Regions from separate parts of the Homo sapiens genome. Here region 1 is linked to region 2. A link is an interaction called in ENCODE POLR2A ChIA-PET data of the cell type or tissue named here. Cell type or tissue: K562. All regions are shown on one strand. Region 1 has its middle 4.4 kb from the start of SLC30A1. Region 2 has its middle 84 kb from the start of MIR3122.

Region 1 (2,500 bases), 580 kb before region 2:
CCACGTAGCAGCAAAGGGGAAACAGGAACAGTGCAGAGAGTGAAACTGTACAGTAAGAGGCTGGGAACAGTCACTGAATTTTTATATTTGTTAATTTAAAGAATAGGCCGGGCACAGTGGCTCACACCTGTAATCCCAGCACTTTGGGAGGCCTAGACTTGTGGATCACCTGAGGTCAGGAGTTCAAGACCAGCCTGGCCAACATGGTGAAACCCCATTTCTACTAAAAATACAAAAATTAGCCAGGCATGGTGGTGCATGCCTGTAAAACCAGCTACTCGGGAGGCTGAGGCAGGAGAATCGCTTGAACCAGGGAGGCAGAGGTTGCAGTGAGCTGAGATAGCACCATTGCACTCCAGCCTGGGCGACAAGAGCAAAACTCCATCTCAAAAAAAAAAAAAAAAAAAAAAGAATAGCAGATGAGGGCTAGCAGCAAAAGGAACTTATTTTTCTTGGAGGCTGGAAACTGGGTCTAAGTTCTCCAGTTATGCCTGGAAATTCAATCTAGAAATAAAGGCACTGCTATCTATACAGAAACACTCATTAAAAGCATCTGTGAATTTCTTGGGTGCAGTGCTATATAATGTTAATACCAGAAATTGTTGAAGGCTCAGGTAGTCAGTGTTAAGACTTTAGACTGAATGCCCATTCTTTCTTTAGCCCTTCTACTCTTGGGGCTGGAGATGGTAATTAAAGCACAATGTACAGAAAATTTGAAAAAAAGAATTTAATTTAAAAGTATGTTTTTATGACTCTCTCCATTACTCATCCCTAAACATGCCGGCCAGTAGAGCATTTTGAAAGGATCACACACCTAATGAGTTTTAGGATGACAGTTCAGGGACTGGCCCTTAAAAGTTACTGTGTGATGTTGGAGAAGTTACTAAACCTCTCTGGGCCTCACTTTCCACATCTTCTCAGTGATGGGGTGTACATGATAGCTTCTTAACTGGAGTTAAAAGGTGAGTACAGGAGATGGAGCTGCCTAGTGCATATTCTCAGACAGGGCCTTTCAGGCCTCCTGTACTTGGGGTCACCAAGAATCCAGAGCTGAGTTCTCAACTTGCAAATTCAGAAACCACTTTTGAATTATTTCACCTAGGCGAACTCATTCATATGGACACAAAAAGGACTCATTTGCCAGCTGGACTTCCAGTTTGTTCACTTTCTCTGTCTCGGGTTAAAGCTCATTGCACAGGTCCTTCCTCCTTCCCTCTTGGTAGGCAGAACCTCACGGAAGGAAGGTTGCATGAGGACGGAACTAGGCTGCAGGAGCTGGAACTTCTGTGGAAGGGAGCATTTCCAGGCTCTCTTCTAGACTGTAAAATTATCTTGCCTTTCTCCAAACAGCCACTCTGCCCTCCTGTTCCTGAGTTGTACTCCATTTTACTGCCAGAGTGATCTTTTTGAAATCCAGATCTAGTCCTTGCAAAATACACATCCTCCACCACCCCCACGCCATCACGGCTGAGATCTTGCAGTGGCCTCCCAGTGCTAGGAGAAGGAGAACCAAACTTGGGTGCACACGGCCGGACCAGATCTGATCTGCCTCTGGCTGCTGTCCCCAGCCTCATGATGTCGCTCCACCAGATAAAGAGGGGACTGGCCTTTCTGACCACCATGAATCTACACACTCCCTCCTGCCAGAAGGCCTGTGCACACAGTGTTCTCACCCCGGGACACTCTTTCCTCCCTTCGTCCCCACGTTAATTCTTGCTCGTTCTTCAGCTCTCAGCTCAAGGGTCACTTCCTCAGGAGGTCTTCCCTGATTCCCCTGACCAGGTCAGATCGTTCTAGAACAAGCTCTCTCAGTTCATTGCCCGGCTCTTTTGTGGCATTTAGCAAAGATGCAATTTTACATTAAACCAAATATTTGATTGGATTGTAAGCTCTGTGAGGGCAGGGACAGTGTGTACATTTGCTCACCGTTATGTCCTTAGCCAGCTTGGCACATGGAGGGTACTCAGTAAATATTTGTTGAATGAATGAATGTTGATGAATTTACTTTTCCCAACTTAGTATTTCTTTTTTTTTTCAGTGGAGACAGGGGTTTCACCATGTTGGCTGGGCTGGTCTTGAACTCCTGACCTCAGGAGATCTACCCGCCTTGGCCTCCCAAAGTGCTGGGATTACAGGTGTGAGTCACTGCTCCCGCCAACTTGGTATTTCATGCATTCATTCCACAGGTCCTTAGTGAAACTCCATGATCTCCTATCTATACTAGAACACCAGAAACAGAGGCTCTGTTTCCTCTGGACAGTGTAGAAAACATCATGGCACATTCTTTAGTTAATTAGCTCACTTTTTCTTTACTTCAAGCAGACTACCGCCCTCTGTTGTGATATTATCTCACACAACATGCAATTATTGGATGAAACTGGGACTCACCCTTGAAATCTGCCATGATAACATTCCAGGTTCCCATACAGTTTTCAGAACACTTACCTGAGCTTCCTGATGATACAGATTATGGACTGACACCCCAAGAAGTTAAGGAATT
Region 2 (2,500 bases):
CAAAAAAATGAAGTAATTAATTTTAAAAAAAAGTCTCTTTTATCCTTTCCAATAATGCTTTGTGGTAGATATTATTTCTTCCACTTCATAGACAAGAAATGTGAGGCTCAGAGAGGATAAATAGCTTGCCCAAGGTCACACAGCTGTGTGTAGATCCAGTTTACAAACTCAGGTTTCTGTTACTCAAAAGTCCACACATCTCAGCTCTGAAGCTGAAGCTGTTTTTCTCTATCGCTGGGCATGTAGTAGGTATTCAGCAAATGACTCCTTTGAAGTAGATTTAGTTCTCATGCTCCTGTACTCTCCATGCATTTCTATTATAACTCTATTCTAGTCCCAAGCACTTGGTAGAATAAATATATTTCATTCATTCCAAACAGGCCTTAAAGTAGGATAATTTTGTGTTTCTGAGTGACAGGGACTATACCCTACCAACTTTTTTTTTTTTTTTTTTTTTGAGACGAGTTTCACTGTTGTTGCCCAGGCTGGAGTGCAATGGCGCGATCTTGGCTCACTGCAACCTTTGCCTTCCAGGCTCAAGCGATTCTCCTGCCTCAGCCCCCCGAGTAGCTGGGATTACAGGCGCCGGCCACCATGCCCTCTTGTTCGTTTGTTTGTTTGTATTTTTAGTAGAGACAGGGTTTCGCCATGTTGGCCAGGCTTGTCTCGAACTCCCGACCTCAGGTGATACACCCGCCTTGACCTTCCAAAGTGCTGGGATTACAGGCGTGAGCCACCGCGCCCGGCCCCCTACCAACTTTTTACCCTAACATACAGTAAGTGTTAACACCTGTGAGTGTGAGTGTGAGTGTGTGAAGGTTAACCTGGAAGCATTGTGCTTGATGGCCTAGAAAGGGAACAAAGAAAATCTTGGCTGCAATGGTCAGGGCTATTTTATTCTTCCCAGTACTAGTAGTGCCTGGCACATTAGAAGTGCTCACACACATTGGCTGAATAAATGAAGAATCCTGCATTCATTCACCCTAGTTCTAGCTGTAACAATAGAATCCTATTCACTCTGGGTAGTTCTAGAGCCAGTTAGAGATATTGTATTGCATTCTGGAGACCCTCCAAGTCCAAGGAATTTCACCGTGTCTACAGAATACCCCTGTCTCCAAAGAAACTACATTTCAGTTCCAAGTAGTTGTACCACAGTCATAAACACAACCACAAAGGAGAAATGGAAACAAACCACCAAAACACTGTGACTGGGAGGCCCAACTCCTCTCAACCACTGAAGAGCAGTTTCTAAACAAACACAAAGGGAATTGTACCTGCTCTGGGTCCTGCCAAAAGAATAGAAAGCAAACCCAAGAAAGTCAGACTGGCACCAAGTGAGAACCCAACAGGGCCAAATAGGAAGCTCACTGGGGGAGGAGAGATGCCAGGATTAGTGGTGGTAGGAGGTTGACCTAATTCCACTGTGTTCAAGGGATATTACTGCCTGGTCCAATGAGTCATACAGCTCAGGCATGTCATATCATTTTAACCACAGATAATAAGAATAACAACCTCCTTTTATTGAGTGATTACTAAGTACCGGCCCTATGCTAAGCACTCTTTACACATTAGCTCACTTTTGCTAAGACTGGGCAGGGAGGTAATCAAGTCGCAGGAGTCATCCAGGTAGGCAAAAGAAATATGAAGGCAAGCGCACCACCAAGGCTGAGGACAGGAAATTTGGATGTTGACAGACAAGTGTCTGCCCCACCTCTAATTCGTTAAGCTGATGATTCCCAAACACACATCGGAGTAAACTGGGAAAGTTTTCAAAAGACAGCTTTCTGAGTCCCCCTCAGACTCACTGAATCAGAATTTCTAAGGACAAGGCCCAGAAATCCATATTTTTATCTATATTTTTAAAATCTATATTTAAAAATCCCAATTTAAAAAAAAAACCACCCTGAATTCACACTTGTGAATATCCCACATACACGTGGGCCCTTAAAGAAAGTGCAGATGCTAAAATAACCCAGGACCCTACATTGGCTTATTCCCAAACTGCTTTCATTTAGTCCCAGCTCTACTGGGTCTCAAATCCATGGCTCTAAAACCCTAGACATTCTTTGGGCCTGTGGACAGGTGTTTCTCAGGCTTTGCATCTGAGTTAGTCCCCAAATCCTTAGGATTAACTTGACTCCTGGGCATTTTGTGCCACTATAGGTGGTTACGTCCTCCCACCCCAGACATTTGCATCTAAACAAGCAGTGCCAGAGCCCTGTTAGTGAGGATGAGTAGGGGACACTTGGACCCAGGATACCAGCAATGAGACCATCATACAGAAGGATGAGTGTCCTGCAAGACCTGGCCCAACTAAAAGCCTCATAGCTATTGCCTGTTAGGGGAGGAATGAGTCTCTTAGCAGTCCCTGAGCACACATTGAAAAAGGATGCAAGTGAGGCGGCGAATGAGGGGTCTGAGCTTGAAGGTAGCCCTAGGACCTCCTCAACAGGCTCCCAGGTTCTGAATCCTGTTCACGAATCTTCCTTCTCCTGCATCA

Evidence for each region. Peaks named below come from ENCODE experiments on the same cell type or tissue, not always from the same donor. Only the 100,000 strongest peaks of a DNase experiment are listed, where the experiment ranks them.
Region 1: POLR2A ChIA-PET joins it to region 2 with 5 read pairs; 2 of 35 experiments call an interaction of 5 or more read pairs at or near these places.

What each region holds. Positions count from the first base shown.
Region 1 is chr1:211,582,303-211,584,802 of GRCh38, forward strand. No RefSeq gene overlaps it. Among named protein-coding and RNA genes, the nearest start is that of SLC30A1, 4.4 kb to the left of the region's middle. In K562, no CTCF peak of the experiment used is centred here; a DNase peak (open chromatin) is centred at 1,549.
Region 2 is chr1:212,160,179-212,162,678 of GRCh38, forward strand. No RefSeq gene overlaps it. Among named protein-coding and RNA genes, the nearest start is that of MIR3122, 84 kb to the left of the region's middle. RefSeq lists an enhancer at 1,055-1,164. In K562, no CTCF peak of the experiment used is centred here; a DNase peak (open chromatin) is centred at 1,423.